Linked DNA regions of Mus musculus: regions 1, 2 and 3 are each linked to region 4. A link is a loop called in an ENCODE intact Hi-C map of the cell type or tissue named here. Cell type or tissue: heart. All regions are shown on one strand. Each heading gives the region's core, and the rest is flanking DNA. Links, peaks and the distances in the headings are about the cores only. Region 1 has its middle 82 kb from the start of Gm26107. Region 2 has its middle 47 kb from the start of Gm567. Region 3 holds the start of Gm38650 (a long non-coding RNA gene). Region 4 has its middle 18 kb from the start of Emcn.

Region 1 (6,241 bases), core at 415-5,414, 170 kb after region 4:
CACACCCATTTCCTCCAAGAAGACAATGAGGAAACACTTGTGACATAGAACGCCATGGCCTGCATGTGTGAGCAATGCTTTCCGTGTCTGGTCAGACTGCTCAGCACAGTACACAGTAGGGACAGAGCTGCAGGAATCAGAACTAAAATTCACACCAGCCTTAAGAGTCAAAGCAAGAGGTGGAGAAACCGAGAAAAGAAAATGTGGTGCAAAATGGTAACCAAAGGCTGGCTGGTAGGACTTTACTAAAAACTGGTTATAAAATTGAAAGGACATACATGATCGACAATTATGTAAGTAATCCGAGAAGTGAGAACACAGGGTTGGGAACAGGAGGAAGAAGTTGTTAGCAGTGTAAGCTCATCTGGGCTTTATTGGAATAGCTAAAACATGAACTATATCATTGTGAGCCTGCAAGTCACTTTTTAAGCACACTTAAAAATATAGGGTATCATGGCTTAATGTAACTTAAATAACTGTTTTCGAATGCCTCTTATTCTCTGCATGCTCTCCCACACATGTGTACCTGTTCATATGCACACACTCTTGCTCAACACATACATTGTCTTTCAGAAACAAACCACTGAGAAGAACACTGTGCACATCAGCCAGAGGTGACAATCTTCCAAGCAATTTTGTCCTTTGACTATATAAATGATGGTCTCAGAAGGTGATGCCATCTTCCAATGATCATAGCACCAAATAAAAGCTAAATATATTGAAATGTTCCAGGTGAAGAATAAGGCTGTGTTTCTCACATGTGATTCTGAAATATTAAAGGAGGCTTAAAATCCATATTCAGAAAAGTAAGCATTATAATGCAGAGGTAATTCCAAGACATCATTGTACAGAAAATGCAAGGGTAAACTTTAAAAGATATCTTAAATCAATATATACAGTAATTGTACCTTGGGAAGAAGTTCTTCTTGGGGAGAAGAACTAAATTCCTGTCCATAAAATTTTATTTTATATTGAGAAAAGAAAATTAAACAAGAAAGAAAATAGCAACAAAAGAGCCAAATTGTAGAATGGTGCTCAATCCAGGGCATATATAGGATAGAGGATGCTAAGTCAGGCTTGGCAGCATGTGACCTTTCACAGAAATGAGTTTCTAATTAATTTCAATTTTTTTTTCTGTTTGGTTGGTTGACATCTGTTTTCTTGTTGCTACAGGGTCTCACATAGTCCAGACTGACCTCTGTCTCAGTATCCATGTGATGCTGAGAATCAAATCTCGGGCTTCATGCATATAGGCAAACCCTTGCACAACATTGCCAAGGCTCCTTTAAAATACTTTTTTGATGTTTTACTCAAAGGTAATGATGGAAGAAACTGCATAAATCATGTCCTACAACATCAGGTCGTATTTAACAGATACAATATTTTATGCCCTGAAGAAGAAGAGGAAAAAGACTTCATTAGGAAGAAATAGAATGAACACTGAGGTCCCACAGCAGCTTGTGGCCATCAAGAACATCTTGATTTTTGTGTTTACATGGGTGCATTTGGGGGGAAAAAGACTAGAACAATGTAATCACACTTTGGAGATGAGAAGCTAGAGCTGCCTCTGAGGATGTGCAAGAGTGAGAGGAATTTGTGGTGATTTTTCCTCCCTATTTCCTCTCCAGTTTGGTTTTTCCCTGCAGACTCCTCTACCTCCAGTAATTTAATTGTATTAACACTTACTTTAAATGGTTCATCTTTTTCTCCCATTAACATGCCATGAAGCCTGCTCAAGTCCTGGAGACATTCCCAGTTGTCTCTGCCCTTCTGGAATTCTGACCCAGCTCCTTTAAGATGAGGTATCTGATTAGACCCACATTGCTCCCAGAATTGTTAGTCATTGCTCATTGAAGCCAATCCTGTGACCACTTTATGATTCATGCGGCCACTTGGGTTAAAACCTCCTTTCAGATCTTGGAACTTCCAGCCAAAGTGATATTTCATTTGTAGTAGTAGTAGTAGTAGTAGTAGTAGTAGTAGTGAATTTTACATTATCTACCCCAATCCCATTCATCTCCTACTCTCTCCATATCTGCTCTCCATTCTACAACCTAAGGGATGTTTCTAACGTAGGAAAACTATTCAACCTCTTTATGGTCGGATAATCATAGGCTCCAAAGAAGCAATGTTGATTGGGAAGATATTAACAAATGCTCATGATATCCTAGGATCAGTACATTGACAATCATTTTCACACAAGTTTCCGAATTCTGCCTCAAATTTTGTTTTCTGATATGGTAATGTTAAATTTATACCTGTCTCGACTTGGGGCACTTTGGTGAACAGTGAGAAATTTTTAGGGATAGCTACATTTTTCTTGACTGAATTCTTATTCCTCCCCCCCCCCCCCCGTGGAAATGTAATTGAAAATTAAAAAAAAAAAAAGAAAAAGAAAAAGAAATCCATAACTGTAACTATGCAAGCCATCTGCTTCTGAAGGCCTCTGGCTATTCTTTGCCATACTTACTGGTAGGAGAGAGGTCCACCTATATCTGAGTTCTCAGTTCAGCCTTAGAAACCCAGTAACACAATGGCCGTTTCTTTTTTTCAACGTTTGGATACTTTTTGTCTTGTAATAAGCTCCTTCTAGAGGTAAACACATGAAAGAGCACAGTGGCGTTTTAATCAATCTCCAACAGGAAGGAGATGCTAGTTTTTGGCATGGAAACGTTCCACTTTTAGTAAGGGAAGATCGAGAGAAGGCACACTGTCAGCTCCACCAGGTTCAATTAATTGTTGAAGCCAAACAAAAATAGCCTCGCAGCTTCCATTGTTCTGCAGCTGTCGGCTTCATAACGCTCACAGTCTCCTTGCTCGTGACTCATCTCCATGGTTGCCCAGTTTCCGCTCTTGATTTCCTCCCAGGAGTTGGGATGTGTCATAGCCAGAGCGGGCAACACGATAAGCTTTCTTCCCAGGCCTTTGGAGCACAGCCGTCCCTCAGCCCTTGTCTCTTTTTTTTTACATCACTGGCTCTCTTGACCCATCGACACTCAGAGGTCCTTTAAAAAGGATCCTAAGTGGTTTCCTGTCTGAAGAGAGGCGGAAAGATGTGAGCTCAGATGAAATGTGTATGTACACAGTCTTGAGCCAAATAGTATTCCCTACTTGAAGAATACCATTTGCTTTCTTGCACTTTATTGAGAAGAATTCTGGATTGCCAAAAATATTATCTGCATTCTGAGTTTGTCAGTTATTAAAGGGTTATGATGCTGTGTGTATAAAAATCTCAATTAACTGAAAGTCAAAATTATGACTTAGCTCTTCCAAATATAGACAGTAATACAGTTGTAAAAACCCTATACATTATGACCCAAACATTTCTTATGCAGACAAGTCTTGAAGGATAGAACATTATCTGGTGTTATTCAGTAGGTAAGTGTTCATGACATTATTAGAACTTACCAGCCACTTTTAAGATATGTCTAGCAATCTGGGTTATTGTGTTTCACAGGAAGAAAAAATACTACTGTCCATGCTTCTGAATGGTGACTGAAGGCAGCAACATAACAATTCAAAATCTCCTATGGATATTTAGTCATAAAAGTGAGTCGACAATGAATCTGCTGTGGTAGTTCATGGCTGTAATCCTAGCACTTAAAACAGAGAGAGACAAGAGAATCACAAGTTCTAAGTTCTAGGCCAGCCAGGACTGTATAGAGGATGTGTGTGTGTGTGTGTGTGTGTGTGTGTGTGTGCGCGCGCGCGTGTGTAGGCAAAAGGTCAGGTGTCTTTCTCTACCCTGTCTGTTTGTTTATTTACTTATTTACATACCTCTGAGACAGGGTTTATCACTGAATATGGAGTTCCATGATTGGCTGCACTGGGTGGTCAGTTAAGCCCATGATTGTCCTTTCTCTGCCTCCCCAGCTCTGGGGTGATAGGTGTTCATGGCCATGCACAGCTTTCAACAGCTACTGTGACTACAAACTTAGGTAATCCCCTTGTGTTGTGAATATGTTACCTACTGAGCCATCACCCAGCCCCCAGCGGGCCCTCTTCTATGTGATTCTCTCCCTCCCTCTTCTTTTCTTCAGCGCTCACCACTTTCCTGTGAAGCCAAGCAGTACTTAGCTTGGGGCTACTTTGATCCCTTAAGATACATTTGGCACATCTCAAGATGTTTGTAACTGTGATAGCCTGGGGAAAGTAGTGATATACTGCATTGAGACAAGGCTGATGTTAAATATCTCCAGGGTTGGGGTTGGGGGAGGCAGTCTGGTTCTCTATAGTAAAAAATGACCCAAGTGCAAAATGTCAAACATGACCAGGCTGGAGAATTTGACACGCCACCCCACCCTGTCCTAATTTTCCACACTTCAGTTCAAACGTCACAGCCCCTGAAACTTTTCTTTCTAATAATAATAATAATGATAATAATAATAATAATAACAATATTAAACTATTTCTTTAGGGTACAGATTGTCTTTTCAGCTCATTATTAAATTTCTTGTTCTTCCTTCAGGCTTCCTGGTGAGTGTGCATGGTGTCTTGACCAGTCTTGTCTGTCCAGTACCCAGACTAGTTCTTACTGGTAAGTTTTTTAAAGTATGTGAATGATTGGATAAAAGGAAATGTTCTTATTGAAACTATGTCTTTGTGTTCCCTCCTACCCCCCAATCACTTGGCAGTGTTAGATACACGCAGCAGACCGCCTGTGAGAAAACATAGGCACTGAACAAAGGCTCTTCATCCTGCCTGTACACTGTCTGGGTTCAGCAGACCCCAGCACTGATGGTATGTATCTGAGATGATGATCTCTGAATGCTGTTAATGGATCAGGTAATGTTAACTGAAAGCCCATCTTTAACTGTTCATGATCTCCTGAGTTAGAATCAATGTCTAGTTATGAGTGTACTCTGAAGTCTATCTGCCTTCAGTAGATATTCTGTGTTCCAGTCTGGAATCTAGCACTCACCACTTTTACCATCTTAAGTTTATGTCCTAAAGACACTGTGACTATTTGCAGTCTTACAAATGGGGACTTTCAGACTAGAAAACTTAGAACTGACTCTTATTAGAACTTTGAGTTGGAATTTTTTTCAACATAATATTTTTATTGATTCTTTGGGAATTTCACCCTGATCACACTCATTTCCCAGTCTCTCCATATCCCCCCACCCAAAAAATAAAAAATTAAAACTAAAATAGTAATAGTAATAATAATAATAAACAAGTTCAAATTGTGTTATCTATATACTCACTGGCCCATGGTCAAATTCAGTATAAGACAGTGATTGGCACTTAATGAAAACAATGCTCACAACAGCCAGAGGTAAGGAGGCAGGGCTAGTGTCTTGCCTCTTGTTTGTGAGGGAAGCGACCCAAGTGATCATATCTGGCCTTAGAATATGACTTTGCTTCATTGTGTTCCCAAGGAGAACTAGGAGGAACAACTTTACAAGATAAGAGTATCCAGGTTTCCCAACCATGTACGTATCTTTGTCTTAGAAAAGCATCTCTGCGTCTCTTTGCTGTCCAGACAAATTTTAACCCCTTCGCAAGTACAGATGTTGCTAGTTACCTATGGGAGCCACTGCAGCTGCAGCCTAATTTCCCTGCTTCAAACAGTGGCAATGAAATCATTCTGTCCATAGCAACTAATGTCCTTTAAATTAGCATTAAAAATTCATTCTTTCAGTTTACCCTTCCTGAATCAAGTTCATTAACTATCAGCTGAGAACGTTTTAAATTATAACCTGAGCACATTATTTTCTAATTTATAATGGATCATCTAGGCAAATTGAAATCTCAAAAAGGAGTGAATTAATTAATGTTAATGAAAGCATACAGCAGGAGACAGATGTCAGGTTAATCTTTAGAGCGTGCTTGTAAGGCCATTGTCGGGACAAGGCTTCCCCTTGCAGCACGTAGTTCTGGCCAAAGGCTTTGCCATTCTACACTCAGAAGGAAGGGAGTGAGAAGCCAGAGATGAAGCTGGAAGCTGAACTATAGACAATACATCACATGTCACGTCTCACCTTTCATATGCCCTGGCATCTGTGTATCTCTACTATGAAGCAAAGTGGTCAACTTTAGTTCCCATTTTTGCCTAGAATTTTTCATTTATAGTTCTTTAAACAGAAAATCTTCTCTGGATGCCATTTGACAGTGTCATGTGGCTACTGAGGAAAATAAGATCATCATTATACACAGAATCTACAGTACTGAGCAGCGCTGTCCTGCCCTGTAGTGTTTTCTGCAATGGTGAGGGCACTCCATAGATATAGAACATTAC
Region 2 (6,241 bases), core at 435-5,434, 80 kb after region 4:
TCGGAGGCTTACTGCTGAATAAGCTCACCCTTTCTAGCTGAACTGGCTGGTTCAATTCAGCTGCTCTGGATCAAATTCCCCTCCAATTTGGCCCATTCAATCTGGCTTCTCTCAGCTTCTCACTGAATTGTTCTACTTGGTCTTAAACTAACTGGTAACTTGTTCTAGTCTTCTTGCTGCTCATTCTCTGACTTTGTCTGCCCCTCAATTATACATCATCGGTGACTCTACCATCTCTAGGAGTCTCACTGGCCTAGAGCTTTCTCTGGATACACTTGCTAATTATTTATTAAGTAAAGTTTCCTCCATTATTTTATTCTGAAAGTTTAGTGTGAAATTTGCTGCATAAACCAAAACTGAATATACCAGAATAAGGAAGTACTTCTGACAGCTGTCCAATTCAAAATTATTCTTAAATAAGTATGATTGTAAAGTAAAATATGATTTTGCTACATTTTCCTTATTTAAAGACATGATTTTAATATAAGATTTATATTATCTCACCCCCATATCCCATCTCCCCGCCATGAGAGAGCTCCCCCATCCACCTACCCACTCCCAGCACTTGGGAGGCAGAGGCAGAGGCAGGCGGATTTCTGAGTTCCAGGTCAGCTAGGTCTACCGAGTGAGTTCCAAGACAGCCAGGGCTTATACAGAGAAACCCTGTCTTGGAAAAAAAAAAAAATTACACCCAAAAGTGAAGACCTTCTTTGTGTTCCACTTTAACAGCCTCCTTGATAATGAGTGTGGGAAATGCCCATGTCTCGAAGATGCTCATTTCCTTTTCCTTTTCTTTTCTTTTTTTTTTTTTTTTTTTTGTCTGTGATGCTACACACAGGAAAGGAGGACCCCCTCCCCCAATTGCCAACTTCTTCCCTTGCCTACGAACACAGAGTGGTGCATGACACATGGGTGGGGTTTGCTTCTAAAACATGGTTTTATTTGGTGCTGGGTCGTTTTTATTTTCTTCCAGCACGTTAAATAACATCCTCCACCCTGTTTATGTCAGGACCATGGAAGGAGACCACTGGGACTCATACAGGGAAAAAAAAAATCTACCTTTTAGAAAGAACCATTTTATTCATCATCTGTCTCCATTTCTAAAACAACAAATTAAGAACAAACTACTTTAAACTCTCTAGGACACGTCAGACATTATCATGCCACACCTTACACATGCAAAGCTCATTGGTCTGTACTTGAGGGAGGCGGGGCTGGGACACAGAAGAGCAGTGAGAACCACAGAAGTGAATCTGGAGAGCTTTCAAAATAAGAAAAATGAGTGTTGAAACTTCTTTTCAAATAAGAAAGGGCTCTCGTTTTCCCTGTTCATCTAGAGGATTAACTATAGACTAGGGCAAGGATATGGTGCAGATTCCGAATGAGGAAGTAGTCCGAGCCTCATGGTGCTTAAATCAATGCAAAGTAAAACAGTCAGAAAAGCAGCTTGCCAACAAGGAGCAGGGACACCCTGCTCTGCCTTCAGTTTTTCTTTTTTCTTTTTCTTTTTCTTTTTTTTTCTGTGAATCAGTATTTTATTATCTTTTTTTTCCATTTTTTATTAGGTATTTAGCTCATTTACATTTCCAATGCTATACCAAAAGTCCCCCATACCCACCCACCCCCACTCCCTTACCCACCCACTCCCCTACCCACCCACTCCCCCTTTTTGGCCCTGGCGTTCCCCTGTACTGGGGCATATAAAGTTTGCGTGTCCAATGGGCCTCTCTTTCCAGTGATGGCCGACTAGGCCATCTTTTGATACATATGCAGCTAGAGTCAAGAGCTCAGTTTTCTGCATGCTTTTGGAATTTTTCCCTTAAGAGGATTTGAGTGCTCAAAAGAAACCTATGAACTCATAAAGATCTTGAAGTTCATTGGCTTATTTATACGTTTATTCTTCTTGCTCTTTTCCTACCTTCATTAGAGCAAATCAAACAAGTGTCTTATATGTTTGTTCCTTTTAACACAGTATGCCATTCTGGAGCATGGGAAAAGCATTTTCAGTTTTCAGTCAAAGGCAGACTGCTCTTTTGTAAATACTAGAGTCATCAAAAGGAGAGGTAAATACCAAATGACTGAGCAGCAGCCAGAAGAATAAGTTGGCAGTATTTTAATAATCCTATTTGCACAGGGAAAACAAAATAATAGGTTTCTGCTGAATGAATAAGATTCTCTGTTTACTGAATGGCAATGTAAATGGGGGAAATTGTTTTTGCAGAAATCTCCAGATCACTTAATTCATCTTTTCTTACAACAGGGTTTCTGAACTTAAAAAAAAAGTACCACAGAACCAAACCTTTGATACCTCAGCTGCAAACTTCCCGTGCTTCCATTTTAGTCACTTCCTACACTTCAGGAGCAGGATATGGGAGGAGAGGCCATTTCCCACTTATCTAATCTATCTCTAACCTTAGAAACCAAGGTTAAATTCAATTACATACTTGTCCACAGTCTGACAGATGGGAATCCTCAGCCAAAGACACCACCCTCTTCATTATTTTTCTTGGTGTGAGACACCATCCTCTCCAGATGCCAATTGTAAAGGACTAGATGAAAAACAATTGGTGGCACCCTATCAAAACATACCTGACATTTTTCTAACTTGAGCAAAGAGAAACTACAAATAACTTCCACATGGTATCGTGCAAAAGTGACTTCTCTATCATAATAAAATTTTAGCAGTTAAAGATTTAGCTCACAGTAATGTAATAAGCACAATCTCCATTCCTTCATATACTAAGATGACTGGCATAAACCGGCATAGCAGGGCTGTAATTTGAATTATTGTTTAGAAGGGAGTTATATGAGATATTCACTAAATGGAGAAGAGCTAGGAAATATACTTGGATTAAATGAATGAGCATGTGAAAAGGAATTTGTAAGTTTACAGGACACATAGGTGTTCTCTGCATAGGCCAGGGTACACAAAGAATCATAAAAGAAGGACAGAAGGGTTAGCTCTTTTCAGAGTTTGGAACACTTGATCAGACTTGATTGGATCACAACCTTTGCTGTGGTCTGAGAAGGGCTCAGCTTCACTGGAAAGAAAAGGAAGCCATTGTCCCATTCCCCACGTCTTCCTTGGCTCCACCTCATCCTGCCTGTGCCTTCTGAATAACCTGTATTCCCGGGATTTGTCTTGCTCACTGGCCAGCAGAACCACACAGCTGATTATTTTCCTCAGATGCAAATGGGAACTGTGAGAAGGTCAGAGCAAATAGAGGGCTGATAAGGTACAGTGAATTAAAACAAAACAAAACAAAACAAAACAAAACAAAACAAAACAAAACAAAACAAAATGGGTTTTAGCAGGCAAATCCTTCACGTCCATAAACTTTGTTGAGAGTTTCCTTCAATTTTTCTGCTTAAGAACTCAATTCCTTGCTTATCTGTTCTTCTTTGATTCTAGAAGCAAATTTAAAATGTGTCTTAAGATCAATGGAATTTGAAGCAAAGCAATTTGAAAAAAAAAATCCTATTTCCAAGCTGAAATGTCATTCAGAAAGGATGGACCTCAAGATGTGAGCCGGGGATGGAATCTGACCAGTTAGTCTCCTTCTGTGGGAGGAGTTAGAAAGGTCACATGTCTCCACTCATTGAACAAAACCCATGACGAGCAGATGCAGCCTCATCCCTTTAGAAGATGGCGCACACAGAAGGATCGTTTAAGTTTCCTTTAGAATTAAAGTTCAAAAGGATACGGACAGTAATAACTTCACAGGAGGATGAAAATAAAAAGAGATCAGAGACAAGCATCCAAAAAAGAAAACATCTCCCCGTGAGGTACTATAAGTTTAAACATAAATTATGTTTCAATTAAAGAATGTCCATAAATGGTGTCTGCTAAGACCCAACCACGGCTGATGAACATCTTATAGGAAAAAAAAAAAAAACCCTCTTAGCATGTTAGCGATGTCTATAGAGGGAAGCTAAGGCCAATTCCACCTTCCTTCCACTTTAGTGATATAAACTGTCCATGTAAAATCAATATATCAATTAGAAAATAGATTTCTGGATAAGATCTCTGAGCAGTCACTATGGGGCTTTAGCACACAGCCTCACTATTATTCTACTGTCTGGTTGGTGGATATTGACTACATAGAGACTTTACATCCTTAATATGAATTCCACTTTCTTCTTTAAACACAAACATTCCATCCTATTCTTTTCAACTTTTATTCCTTAGACTTTATTTTTTTTTAAACCTACTTTTCAACAAGAGAAAATGTACAGCATGTGTTGTTTTTCTCCACATGAATTGGGAAGACAATAATTAACAAACTTCTAGCTACTGAAGCTGATGAGAAAATGAAATTACCATTGATTGTAAAGGGACTCAGTTTGCGAAGTTGGTAATTCTGGGGAGACCACATAGGACCTCACAGAGACAGAAAGCATGTTCCTTCTTTCTCGTTTCTAAACACTTCCTAGCAGTCTTTATGGGGCAGCCTGGCACCAAGGATGAAAAGCATGGTACTAAGAATGATTAAGAAATCCTTCATCCTTTCTAACTACTGTTTGGCTGTGGGTGCCTGTATCTGTCAGCTGCTGGGTGGAGCCTCTTGGAGAACAATCTGCTCCTGTCTTCAAGCATAACAGAGTATCTATCATCAATAGTGTTAGGGATTGGTTCTTGCCCAAGGGATTGGTCTCAAATTGGGCCATACTCTCAATCTCTGCTCCATCCACTGTGCCTGAGTTTCTTGTACACAGGATAAATTTTGGGTTGAGAGTTTTGTGGGTAGGTTGGTATCTCTATTGTTCCACTGAGGCTCCTGCCTCTTCAGGCGAAGGCCTCTTCAGGTTCCATATCCCCAATGTTGTCAGTCTCAGTCAAGGTTACTCCCATTGATTCTTGTGCACCTCCCTTATCCCAGGTCTTTGTCTTGTCCTGGAGATGCCCCCACCTTCTCATCCCAGTCAATTGCAGATTTCCATGCATTTTCCTGGCCGTCTGGCTGTCCTTCCTGTCCTTCCCCACACTTGATCCTGAACCCCCCCCCCAATTCTTCTCCTTATCCCCTTCTCTCCCAGTTCCCTTCCTCCATCTGCCTGGTATGACTATTTTATTCCCTCTTTTAAGCGAGTTTCAAGCTTTCTTGTTTGGGCCTTTTTCTTGTTTAGCTTCTTTGGATCTGTGAAATATTAATATTTTATGTCTAATATAGGACAAAGGATTCTGGGTCCGAAGAGGATAGGAACTCCATAGAAAGACCAACTTACCTGGACTCTTGGGGCTCTCAGAGTCTGAACCACCAACCAAAGAACATCCACGGGCTAGACCTAGACATTTCTGTACATATGTAGCAGATGTGTAGCTTGGTCTTCATGTGGGCCCCAAACAGCTGATACAGGGGCTCTCCCAAAAGCTATTGCCTATTTGTGTGTTATGTTTTTCTAGCTGGGCTTCCTTGTCTGTTGGGAGAGAAAGTGCCTAGCCTGGCAGAGACTTAAAGTAGCAGGGTGGGGATATCCACCGGGGTTCTACCAGCTCAGAGGAAAAGGGAAGGGGGCTAGGGAAAAGATTGTTTGTAGGGGTAGCTAGGGGGAGTACGTAGGATGTAAAGTGAGTAAGTAAAAATAAATTTAACATAATTTAATTAAAAATCATTAAGCATATTTCTTTTCTTTTCTTTTTTTTCTTTTCTTTTCTTTTTTTTTTTTTTTTTTTTTTTTTTTTTTGCAGGCCCAATTTTATTAAGCAAACTTGATCACAAAGGAGCCATGTCCAGGCAACCATAATGATACTCTTATATAAGGTGGCTTAGCCTCTCACTTGGTTAAACCATGGCATAACTATACCCAGTGTCCCTCTGGACAAGCCAGATGGCATATCTCTTCTACAGAGCCTTGGTTTCTTTTTTGTTTTCTTTCTTTCTTTCTTTCTTTCTTTCTTTCTTTTTTTTTTTTTTTTGATATTTTCTTTATTTACATTTGAAATGTTATCCCCTTTCCTGATTTCCTCCCAGGAAACCCATTATCCTATTCCCGCTTCCCCTGCTTCAATGAGGGTGTTCCACCACTCACCTACCCACTTCTGCCTCCCCATCTTCATATTCCCCTACACTGGGGCATCAGTCCTTCACAGGACCAAGGACGTCTCCTCCCATTGATGCCTGACAAGGCCATCCTCTGCAACATATGCAGCTGGAGCCATCTGTCCATCCTTGTGTACTCCTTGGTTGGTGGTTTAGTTCCTGGGAGCTCGGGGGGGGGGGGTCTGTTTGGTTGATATTGT
Region 3 (6,241 bases), core at 379-5,378, 49 kb before region 4:
GCCTGTGCTACATTAAGTTCAAATGTGCTACCCCCTTCTTTCAGAGACAGGTGTTTCACGACCAACTATAGGAAATGCCTGTTGCAAAAAGGATAAAAACATCTGCTTTCTCTGCCTTAACATGAACAGGTTTGAAATAACGTCTGAACTCAGCAAAACAAGATGTGCTTCTACTATCAGGAATTATAATTCTGCCAGAGTTCTTTTCAGTGAACCCTTGTCTCTATGATTCATGTAACTAAACATGGTTCCCAGGTTTGTGTTATCATTCAGGAAGCACTGTTGACCACAGCATCATCTAGAGATGGGGACTGGGGTTGGATGCAAAGTCAGCACTCAGGTTCTCTGTCTTGACGCTTATATAAATTTTACTGCTTGCAAACACAGGGTACCCTTGCCAACTTAGAACTGATTTCATATTGAATCAGTTGAAACTTAGGGAAGAAAGCCAATAGCAATACTTTGTAAAAACAAAACAAAACAAAACAAAACAAAAACAAACAAACAAAACAACAACAAAAACCCAACTATACACAGATGAGACAATCCTTCAAAATGAAACACAATGTTCAGGAGGTGGTTCGAGCCTTCCTGGGCTTTGACATCTTAACTGTGCCATTTGGAGCTTATCTTTGTTGGAAATAAGATTCTGCAATATCCTGGAACTCAAATCCCCTATGCTGCACTTGTGTGTGCTTTTTTCTGGTTTGGTCAAGAAGTTCTGTGAGAACTGGTTTGTTTTCATTCTGGAATCAAGCATGGTAGACATAGATGCTGCTGGTAATCCCTTGTATCTGTCAAATTACCACCCTATTCAAGTCCAGATTGGCTTTGCTTTTTTTTTTTTTTTTTTTTTTTGTCTTGTTTTGTTAGTGGTTCCTTGTTTTTATGATTCCTTTTTAAATTTTTAATGTGCATTGGTGTTTTATGAGCATGGATGTCTATGTGAAGGTGTCAGATCTCCTGGAACTGGAGTTATGGATTGGTTGTGTGCTCTGATGTGGATGCTGAGTCCTCTGGAAGAACAGTCTATGCTCTTAACCTCTTTGTATCGCTGTAGCCCCATGAGTCCATATTGTTGACATGACTGTTTGTGAGCCTGATTTTAGAGTAAAAATTAAAGAAGGTAAAGAGATGAAACATGTAGAGGTAGGATTTCAGCCATCATATGCTCTAAATACTCAATTTTCTGGTAACTAATTAATAAGTTTATTTTTCTCTTTTTGAGATGCCTTATCCTCCCCCCCCCCCACAGTATTTCAAGATTAACAATGTAGCAAATATTGGCTTGAAAATCCTTTGAGGGTTTGAATGATTATAATGCCCTTTTTTTTGTTTTCCCCTTTTCATTTCTTTTTTAACAACATCTCTCTCTCTCTCTGTATAGGTCTTTCTGCCCTGGAATTTGGTATTCAGAATAAACTAGCCTCAAACTCACAGGGGTCTGTCTGCATTGGCCTGCCCCCACTCCCAGTTGTAGAATTAAAGGCATGCACCACCAGTCCCAGGGGCATTTCAACATTTTAAAGATGCTTAGTTAGTCTCCTTTAATACTTTTCCTGGCATAATTGCTGCCCCATCCAGTAATAATCATGATAACATTGCCACAGAGGTCTACAAATTAAATCTATTATTAGCACATAATGACCCGCAAAACCTGACTGTTTGAATAGTTTCCAATTATTAGCTGTGCTATGTAGGTGGAGACCCGGGTTATTTACAAAGATATTTTAGGACTTAGGTATGATAATTGTTTTCTTCTCTAAAAATAAACTTTGTTTATATAACAGTTACAATGGGAGTGTTCCCAAACAGGAAGTGATCTTAAAGAGCATCAGTAAGGAAACTCAGCAAGGCCTCCAGACGCTACGTTCTACTCAGAACTATAGAGGAATTTGTAAATAGCAAATTATTACTTAATTTTGTAACAATTGTTCCCCATAGTACATTATACACAATCTACTTACTAGTTTTGCTTTTAAAAGGAAAACTACATTCTATATCAAAAGATCTTACCTTCGGGAGGTGTTCCATCTGCTGGTTTGTTAGGATTTGTCACTGACACGATGCCTGGTATTGTGACAGAGGCTTTTGTTGTGGAAGTTTCTGCCGGTGTTGGAATAGAGTCATTCTGAACATCTGAAAAAATATGTTTAAGAAATTTCATTATTATTAATGGTTTCATCAACAGAGTAGTCTACTTAAATATAGTAAACTAACATAGTTGAGTTATGTTATCTGTCTATGTATCTATCACATATACATGTGATGTATATTGTGATATAATATATATGTTTTCTTTTAACCCAGTGAGTAGAGCATGGATTTGGGACCAATTTCCAAGTTGTTATCAATTGATCTTAGCTCCTGGGTCCATTTGCCTCTCACAGCGGTGTGGATTCTCCTGGATGAATGGCAGAGTAGTCAGTGTTTCTATAGCTATGCAATAACTGAGAAGACTAATGGGGAATGAGGAATGTTATATGTGATGTTGAAAAATATTTTTACTATAACTGACTTGACCAGAGAAAATAATTAAATGTGTGGTCTCTAGAGAGTGGATGTTTAACTATATATTTTCATAGCACACTAAAGTCATTCATTACTAAAATGTTAATACATACATACATATATATATATATATATATATATACATACATATATATCTCCTTGATAATTCTTTTTAACCTTTATACTGTTTTAAAATATTTTGCTCTCTATAAAGTATAAACTAATGTGATATATTATTTATTGTCAGTTATATAAAACATATTTTATACCATATAATTTATACTTCACATATTTTCTAAATATGTATATATTTATTGTATTTTAATGCATATAAGTTCTATATTCATTATATTTTACACTTTGTTTTATTTTTTAACATACAATTTGTCATATATGTATGCAAACACAAGAGAGAAAGAATGATACCTTACCAAGAAGAGCAATAAACTGCAAACTAAGCAACTGTGATAGTTTAAGTCATGATGTCATGGATAAGCTCATATTTTCAAATTGCTTAGTTCTGTAAATTGTACTTATGCTTAAGCAGCCAAAATTATGGAAATGTAATAATGAATTTTAGCCCACATTTTATATTTACTTTTATTTATTTATTTATTTATTTATTTATCTATCTATTATAATAAGTACACTGTAGCTGTCTGCAGACACACCAGAAGAGGGCATCAGATCTCATTACAGATGGTTGTGAGCCACCATGTGGTTGCTGGGATTGAACTCAGGACCTCTGGAAGAACAGTCAGTGCTCTTAACCACTGAGCCATCTCTCGAGCCCCCACATTTTATATTTTTTCCTTTTTTATTAGATATTTTCTTTATTTACATATTAAATGCTATCCTGAAAGTTCCTTATACCCTCCCCCCTGCCCTGTTCCCCTACCTACCCACTCCCACTTCTTGGCCCTGGCATTCCCCTGTACTGGGGCATATAAAGATATTTTTAATGACAATTCTCCATGCTTCCTTTGATGCATATGAGGAAAACCAGTTTATAACAGGCAGAAGTCACTGCTGCAGCATCCTCTTTCCAAAGTCAAATCTATGAGGCTCAACTCTTAATAGTCTATGAAGAAATTAGTTTCTAACACTACTATAATTCTCTAAGGCTTTGGCCCCATATTTTATAGCTCTCTGTCTCTGTCTCTGTCTCTCTGTCTCTCTCTCTGTCTGTCTCTCTGTCTCTCTCTCTCTCTCTCTCTCTCTCTCTCTCTCTCTTTCTCTCTCTCTCTCTCTCTCTCTGTATGTCTTCAACCAGAAGTGAAATTGTCCTTCACTCAGAAAAACTGCAGGGCCCCAGCCTCTCCACAGAAGTCAGACTGTGGGCACATGGCATAAATGCAGTAAGTAGATATCTTCAGGGGTGTAAAGACATCAACCATCGGAAGAAGGCACTACTCTCTGTCTGCCTTGAATTTTACAGTGCATAGAGTAGATTATGTAAAGCAGATGGCTTTAGAGCAATGAGTACTTAGGCTCATATCCTGAACTACATATGTCCTAACAGTAAATGTGTATCAATATGGAACCTCAGATTTCCTTTGTATTTGAAACTTTCTTTGACTCTGTGTCAAAGCAATCTTTGGTGTGTCCAGGGAAGCGCAGAGTTTCGGGTGTCCTGAGGTAGATGCATTCACTGTTCATTTCTTAGCCCTGAGGTGCTCAGAAGTGTTAGTTCCCAGCACTGACTTTGTTTATAGACACGGTAAATGGAACTTGCTTGATGCATCAGCTCAGGGAGATGTGTTTAGCACATACAGAAAAGAGAGCTGCGTTTTCACAGGCTTTATGGAAATCAAGTCGAAAGGTCTTCCTCTCTGGAAGTAGATCTCACGCCTTCTCTTTGGCCTTTCCACACCCCTGTCCCCCATCCTCCATATTCAGCAGAGAGCTGGAACACACATGGGTAGGCTATCCCCTGTCTCAACCTTGTTGTTCTAGCTATCTGTCACTTAGTATTTCATTTCATCACTTAACACTAATTTCTAAGTTTAATTTGAAGTGGGTAAATTAGTCAAAGACAAGTAAGTATACAGTGCCACTTAAAGACTGTTATTTAACTTACAAGTACATAGCTATGATTGAACCCTGTATGTAGACTTTTCCAGTGGGAACAATTTTAATTACTGAGTGCCACCACCATCTCCAGAGGTATTTCTTCTCTCTTTCCCTTCCTCACCCAACAAACAGGGTGACTGCTTGTATGAAAATCATGATCTGATAACAGTAAAAGGCTCTGCTGTATTCCTTATGGCTTCAACCTCAAGTACCGTTTACTCTGGTAGGGACCATAACAGCAGTGTACAGCAAATAACACAAGACGCTTTGTGGGTTACATGGTTGTGTTCTGCAAATGCTGCTGGTGAAAAAAACAATAAGGATTTGTTAGTTTATTGAGAAACAGTATTGCCTATAAGGGCAATTCCTTTTTAAAGTCCTTTGTAGAATATTTGTCCAGTGAAAAAGAAAAAGAAAAAAAGAAAAAGAAAAAAGGAAAAAGAAAAAGAAAGAGAAAGAGAAAAAGAAAAGCTGCATGTGCAAGAAGCATCTTAGGTGATTCTCTGTCCAGCATTCAGGATAGAATCCCTTCTGTATCCTAAGGTAGCAGAGCTTTGCTAAGAAAATGACTTGTTAAAGGCTGTTTTCAGCTGGTAGAAAATTCATTGTGTTAGCATTTCTGCAATCTTTGTTATATGATAATAAGTTTTTGTATAGCAATTTCCTCTGAATTTCTACAGGATCGTGGGCTTGAGAGAAACAAAAAGTCATGAGTCTGGGAAAGTGGCTGAAGATTCCCGAAGACCCCTCCCCAGCTTTCGAGGAGGCACCAGTGAAGTGCTGGGTGAGGCCTCTGAGCAGCCCAGCTGCAGGGAGGGGATTCTCTGACCATGGAGCTGCTACAACTTCTGCCAACCATCAACATGCTGGGGTGAGCTTCTCTTCCTGTCTTTCTTTCCTTTTTGGTTGTTGTTGTCAGTCATCCTTGTTCCTATAAGCAACCCCTCATGAGTATTTTTGCTAATAACTTAGTAAAAATTCATAGTAGTTGGACTTTGTTCTGTGATAGGTTTCTTTCTGAAATGTATAGATGTTTCTCTCTCTCTCTCTCCCTCTCTCTCTCTCTGTGTGTGTGTGTGTGTGTGTGTGTTGTGTCTATGCATGAAAAGTCTGTTACACAACAAGAGGATCTCTGTCTTTGCTCCCAGCTCCACAGTGATATTTATGTGTACTTATTTTCTCCACTGTGTCTGAGAAAGTATTCACTATCTTTTTCTAGGAGCAAAATGTTTCAGAGGAAAGGTTTAAACTCTTGAAGGAAAATAAGCTTTCTGAGGTGTATAGTCACAGGCGATCAGTTTGATTGCAGTCCTTCTAAAAGTAATAGCAGCCCTTGTCTTTTGACATAAGACATATCACGGATTCACTGCCAATGACATTAGATGCAAGTAATTTTATTAAAAAAAAAAACCTTAATGTACAAGGACATGGTCAAACGTGTGTTTACATTTTATTTCTCAGAAGAAATAAATACTATCTAAAGAGCCATTTAACTTGATAAACATTTATTAGCATCTATTGCAACAAGTGCTAAGAAAACCAAAAATATGAGTTGTATCTGGAGAAAGTCAAAGTTCTGCCACATAAATTGGCTCTGTATAAAAATTAGTGCACAGACATGGCTGTACGTAATCTAAGTAGCACAATGTACCTACAA
Region 4 (6,241 bases), core at 530-5,529:
AAAAGCTTTATTGCTTACATCTTTAGGAGCAAGAGAGCAAGAGAGCAAGAGTGCAAGAGAGAGAAGCAAGAGCCAGAGCAAGAGAAAGAACAAGAACAAGAAAGCAAGAGAAGAGAGAGAAAAAGCAAGAACAAGAGAGAGAAAAAGAATGGCAAAACCCCGTCCCTTTTAAGGAGAATTATCCTCCGCCTAGGACGTATTACTCCCTGATTGGCTGCAGCCCATCGGCCCAGTTGTCATCACGAGAAAGGCAGAACACATGGCGGGAAAACTGCCCCTGCACGTGTGCAGATTATGTTTACTACTTAGAACACAGCTGTCAGCGCCATCTTATAATGGCAAATGTGAGGGCGGCTCCCAACAATAGCCCACCCAATAAGTGTGTTAATTTCATATTTGAGATGTATTCTTAATATTGTAGCTACATTTTGTAGATAGAAAACACAGCCTCCCAAAAGGAATACTGTAAGTTGTCCCTTTGGTTGAGTCTTGGCTTGATGAATATAATGAAAAATAGAAGCACTTGCTAGGCCAAGTATAAATTTATTTTCTCCTTGACATCCTAAGAGACAAAAGGTCATACAAAGAAGATATGAGGCTCAGATCTCAGGGTCTTAAGAGGCTTTACTGAGTCTCCAGTCTGCCAGAGGCCAGATTTTCTATCTAACTTGGTGGCCTTTCCCAGTCTGATTTTACAATAAAACAACACAGGCTGATGTATGAGACCTCACCAGGGACAAAGCTGAGGACAGAGACAGAGTTACCACAAAGCTAATTTAGCTTTTAGAGTCTTTTATTTATAGATGTTTCTTCCAATTTCTTCTGGGTGGAATTCAGGATTCCATTTGGTCATGGTTCTGCTGTAGGATTTGTACTTTAGCTGAAGTCATGATTCCTCTTGATCCATTGTCCTAGTGAAGAGTAGCACTGAAAACTGGTGTCATGGGGATATAGGTAGAGACAATAGGGATGCTGAGTCTGTTTAAGATTTGATGGCATATTTCTAGGGTTCATGGTCAAGTCTAGGTATCAAGTTATGAGTGGCCATTTCTGTGTCCTGTTGTTCACTGCAAGCTGTCCTTCAGCTGAGCATGATTGTCGTATGAATGTGGTTTATGGCTCTCTGTACTGGATTTTTTTGTGAGTTGTGGAAGGAAAACAATGTTTGCAATGTATGGAATGAGAGGCTACTTTGGGGAGCATTCTTATGATCATCAGACATATCAGGTTATAGGCAGTGCGTGTGGTTTCATGTTCCCTTCTGTGAGGGACACTTAATACATTTTGTATAATACAATCCATACATCATGCAATGTAACTGTTTTGTCTTGATAAAATCATAACAAATAGAATTGATCATGCTGCCTGAACATGTGTGTGTGTGTGTGAGTGTGTGTGTATGTGTGTGTATGTGTGTATGCTGAAATGGTTAGATATTACAACTGAATGTAACTGAGCAAAGAGTTTGGTCAATGCGTGGTGATTATCTTTCTTTTCTTTCTCAGGAAAATGATTTTATAAGATGTTTATCATATAAAACAGTGACTAAATATTACAAAGACAAAATAGGTAGAAATAATTAGTATTGGAAAATATTTGTTGTAGCATTTCTAGTTCTTTTGACATTTCTGGCATTAGTGGGATGTTAAAGCTCTCCAGTTCGCAGCTCCTTTTCATTCACTTTAGACAGAACTGTATATTTTTAAAGTACTCTGCTACTTTACTTTTTTTTTCCTAAAAGTGACCATGAAATTTTATAAGCTGCAGAATTGTTTATGTTCTCCCTGGGGGAGATAAATGGTTTATATTAAACTGTCTAATGTGTCAAGTAAGCCAACTAAATAACTTGACTCTGAAAATTCCCTAGAACTGTGTAGCAAGCCTGAAAAAGTTTTTTTTTTTTAAACAAATTAAAACAAAAAGAAGTTATTCAGTTGAACACCTTCTCATGAAAAGAAACAAAAATGCTTATTTAAGCCAATACACACAGGAAAGTTCCAGAAGCTTGCTAAGTTACTTCTGGCCTCTTATTCAGTGTCCCTGTCCTCAGCCCATGTCTTTGTGATTACTGTCTCACATTCTGTCCTGTACCTGGGCAAGAAACAGCAGGACTGTTGTACCAATATATTTGACTTCAGTGTCTCAAAGTTGAGTGTGAGTTTGAGCTTTCTGCATGTGTGGGGAGTGCATCCATGGAAAACACTGATCCAGCAATGCAGCAGCTCAGTAATGCTGCAATACAGCAATATGCTATGCACAGTAAATCACTCCTTCAGGAAATACCCACTGAACACAAATTATGAATCTATTCTGGATCTAGACCCAAAGTACGAAAGGATGAAATATATCTTATTAATACACTATATAAAAATAATATATTTTCGTTCATAGTATGCATGATTTGAAAACAAGCCCTAATTTTAAAAATCATATTAAGGATACTTATTTTTTAAAATATAGAATCGTAATCATAAGGATTTAATGGTAACAATTACTATTTTATTCAGACGTGAGTGAATGGATTCATAAGAAAATGTGCAATAAGGGAGCTTAATTATTAACAGCATTCTTTGAGAAAATTATTTTAAATCTATATCCAAAGAATGGGTGAAATTTTCTCAAATAAAGTTTGGAAATTTTATAGATTTTCGAATTAAAAAAAAAATCTGTTGCATTTGAGGCAGAGTGAAGTAAGACATCGTCCCGTGGTTGAAGAAACGTGAATGAGAAGGTGGCACAATCCCAAATCTGACATTTGAACAGGAGCAAGGACTTTAAAAGGCTTGCCTTAAACGCTGCTCATGGACCAAGGGACTTCACGGAAGTATCCCAGAAGGCAGTGCGTTGTTGGTATTGTGGGAGCGCAAATGCTACTTTAATTCTAGTTCGTAGACTACACAATAAGGGTTGTTCCTCAGCAGAGAGGCTGAAGGAGAAAGACTGCACTGCAAACCCTAGGTATCTCTATGAGGGGAAAAGTCATGGGTTAAATCAGGAAAGAAATTGAATGTAGTGATGGGCCCGCGAAGAGAGGAAGTGGGGTTCATGCCAAGATACTTTGGGCAATTCTCCTGAAAGTAACATCTACAGTACTAGCACAAGTGTCTGTAACAGCTTTGTACAACCCGTCTGTCGTTAAAAAAAGATGTCTGAGACTGTGTTTTCCTCCAGGCTCACCGTGGAGATGGAATCTTAATGACCTGGGAGGATCCATGAGCCGAAAAGGAAGGAAGCAGGAGTCATAAGGCCAGGAGCCACAATAGCCACATGAAACAGCAGCATTCTATGAGACAGGCTGTGCTGAGCTCCGGGCTCGGGATTCTTCATGTGGTCCTCATGGGAATCGCGTGCTGTAGTGTAATCAGCATTCCCATCTGTCAGACACCGAGGCTCAGAGAGGACAAACACTGCACAGAGGTCGCAGGTGCATTCGGTGGCAGAAAAGGATTAGAAAACCAGGAAGACTGCCATGGAGTTCCGCTTTTAATTGCTATGATGTATTCACAGGGAATCTTGAGGTGGTATCAGCGTTGCTTGGGTTCTCAAGATTTCTGACTTATCCAAACCCTCGGAAGGAGAGAAGCTCTGAGAGACGTGCGCCAAACGTGTCCCTTAGTTTCTCAACACGTTAAATATTGGTATGCTCAAACATGTCCTAGCCTCTAGGAACTACATGGTCAATGCTAGCAGAGAGTCCTCAGGCCACACTTTAGTGGGCAAGGTCATAGTGAGGAACAAGCATTTAATCACGTAGGATGCATCATAAATATGCAGAACATGTCCTCTTCCCAAATCCATTTTACGAGGTGTGCTTTGAGAATGTACTTGTAAATTCAGTTTAGTGAAATCTGTGTACAGACAGGGCTTCCTGGAAGAAATTACAAGCCTGTTGGAAGAAGAGTCAAATAGTCAAAAGAAGGGACCATCACTTTAGGCAGTCTCTTAAAGGGCGTTTGTGCAGAAGGAGACAGAGAGAGGTCACTGTGTCTGACTGTGATCCAAAGGACAGAGACGTGGGTCTTACACAGGTCCAGTGGGTGATGTGAGGGTTAACGGGCTCTTTTTACCTCCAGGGTGTTCAAATAGATGTGTGTTTTGAAAAAGATTGCCTATCACTTTATTACAATGGAGATGGCAGATGCCAGAGCAAGTGTGGTCTTGTCAGAGGTCTTTTCAAAGCCAGTGGTGACATGCATATGCTGATGGCAAGGTTATTCATCGCAGGCACAAAACAATAGGGAACATAAACTAGAGTAGAGATAGGAAATACAAAGAGAAAGAAAGAAGGGAGTTGACAGGTCTAAGAGCTGACTTTGGGAGCACTTGAAGGACTGAATTAAGAGTACGAGGAGAGTGAACTGTTGGGACATTTCTAACTCCCCCACTTTAAAAAAATATATGGTTTCTGTCATAGCACTAACAACAAAAATACATACTTTTCAGGAGGGTGTTTCTAGGTTCATTTTTGCAGATGTAGAGTTTTGAGGAGACTCAAATAGGCACAACCATCCGTCCATCCGAAAGTAAGAAAAACCACGCTGGGTGGCGATAAGTTTGTGTATCGTGTGTACACTGCCATTTAGTTAACAGCAGTGGATGGAACTGTGCACAGAGAAGGGGCCTGCGGTCATGCCAACATTTAATTGCTTAGTGAAGGCTGAGGAGCTCACAAAGGCATAATGAACTTCCACAGAGATGACAGAGAAAAAGGAAGGGGAGAAGCTGCCCCTCATGTTCACCTGCTACCGCGAGGTTAAGTAAAATGAGATCTTCAGAACAGCCTGTGGGGTTAGCAAGCTGCCATACACAGGAAAACACACCAAGTGGTGTAGACGATAGAAGGCACCGAGTCCGGGGTGTGGGCCACAAACACATGATTTTCTTGTCTAGCTCCCACCGTTGGGGTGCAGGACTGAGTGGTGAGTGGTGAGTTTGTCTCAGAGGTAACATCTCTCACCATCTACCATGGATGAAATCTTCCTTTCCACACTATAAGACTACTTAGAGCAACAAAATTGAGTAAAAAGCCAATTTTAGGGGATTCAGATGGGATCCATAAATTGTTAGATATGTGGTGCATAGATTGAATAAAAGATATATCATTTTCCTAGTAACAAGGTAAGCTGAAGTTTAGACTCTAAGTTATACTTTTTTTTTTTTAGTATCTTTATTTTTCCACGTGGGAAGAGTTTGTATTTGTTGGCAGATAGGTGACTGTGTGTCTCCAAATGCTCTATGGAGCCAGCAGTTATCAACCTTGGGATGCTGGTTATGGGAGTGGGTACATTTCCATCTCATTTTCCAATTCCAAGAAACAGGAGTCATCAGGATAAAAGTGTTCCAATGGAGACAAATAAGTCTCCTTAGCACAAGAAGTTAGAGCTTGCTACAGTGCCACAGTGGTGAAGCGGGATTACAGAGACTGCATCTTAATGAGAATGTAAATAAGGTACCCAGGTCTTCAGCTGCAAGCAGCTCTGCAGAGCTCACATGGCCACACAGTTTACCTGGCATGGGAAGACCCTGCAGTGTCTAATCCTCAAACTCTAATGTGTAAGGTTCTAAAGCCAAGTCCTTAGAATCCTGTTTTAATCAGCACCACAGCCAATTCCACTGGGTTTTGTTGACACATCAGAGACAAGTGTTGTGCAATGTGTCTCAGAAAAACCACATTATCCTCTAAGTTATCAAACTGGTGAAAGATAACAAAGCCCTTCCATGTTCCTACAAAGGAGGAAGGGTTGGAGACTGTCCAGTCTTTTTACTTTTATCTTAGGTCAACTCATAATACCAACGATTGAGTTTATTGAGTTAAATTGAAACAGCAGTCAGTAGAGGGGATAATGCCTGCTGAGCTAGGCAAACTAAAGAGGAGTCATGGGAATTTAACAGTTGAGTTTGTCAGGAATCAGGAAAACAGGACATCTTTCCAAGGGGTCTAGGAGACTGCAGTCCTCTTCAGAAGGCTGTGCCACAGTGCAGACTCATACTATTTTTTTATTAGATATTTTCTTTATTTACATTTCAAATGTTATCTCCTTTCCTAGTTTCCCCTCTGAAAATCCCGATCCTCTTTCTCCTGCTCACCAACCCACCCACTCCCACTTTTTGGCCCTGACATTCCCCTATACTGAGGCATAGAACCTTCACAGGACCAAGGGCTTCTTCTCCCATTGACTAGGCCATCCTCTGCTACATATACACCTAGAGCCATAAGTCCCACCATGTGTTTTCTTTGGTT

What was found. Peaks named below come from ENCODE experiments on the same cell type or tissue, not always from the same donor. Only the 100,000 strongest peaks of a DNase experiment are listed, where the experiment ranks them.
Region 1: it touches region 4 in a loop (13-fold over the local background); 4 of 42 quality-filtered maps call a loop at or near these places.
Region 2: it touches region 4 in a loop (2.7-fold over the local background); 2 of 42 quality-filtered maps call a loop at or near these places.
Region 3: a loop joins it to region 4, with 1.9 times the contacts of the local background. A loop is called at or near these places in 2 of 42 quality-filtered maps.

The regions. Positions count from the first base shown.
Region 1 is chr3:137,147,220-137,153,460 of GRCm38, reverse strand. No RefSeq gene overlaps it. Among named protein-coding and RNA genes, the nearest start is that of Gm26107, 82 kb to the right of the region's middle. In heart, for the core only: no CTCF peak of the experiment used is centred there; a DNase peak (open chromatin) is centred at 2,850.
Region 2 is chr3:137,239,254-137,245,494 of GRCm38, reverse strand. No RefSeq gene overlaps it. Among named protein-coding and RNA genes, the nearest start is that of Gm567, 47 kb to the left of the region's middle. In heart, for the core only: no CTCF peak of the experiment used is centred there; a DNase peak (open chromatin) is centred at 2,384.
Region 3 is chr3:137,368,626-137,374,866 of GRCm38, reverse strand. Emcn (endomucin) reads right to left here. Exons shown (of 12, transcript NM_001163522.1): 2 at 2,017-2,139. Gm38650 (a long non-coding RNA gene) reads left to right here and starts at 5,247. Exons shown (of 5, transcript XR_003954564.1): 1 at 5,247-5,455. In heart, for the core only: a CTCF peak has its summit at 3,182 (motif pointing right); no DNase peak of the experiment used is centred there.
Region 4 is chr3:137,319,563-137,325,803 of GRCm38, reverse strand. No RefSeq gene overlaps it. Among named protein-coding and RNA genes, the nearest start is that of Emcn, 18 kb to the left of the region's middle. In heart, for the core only: no CTCF peak of the experiment used is centred there; a DNase peak (open chromatin) is centred at 3,293.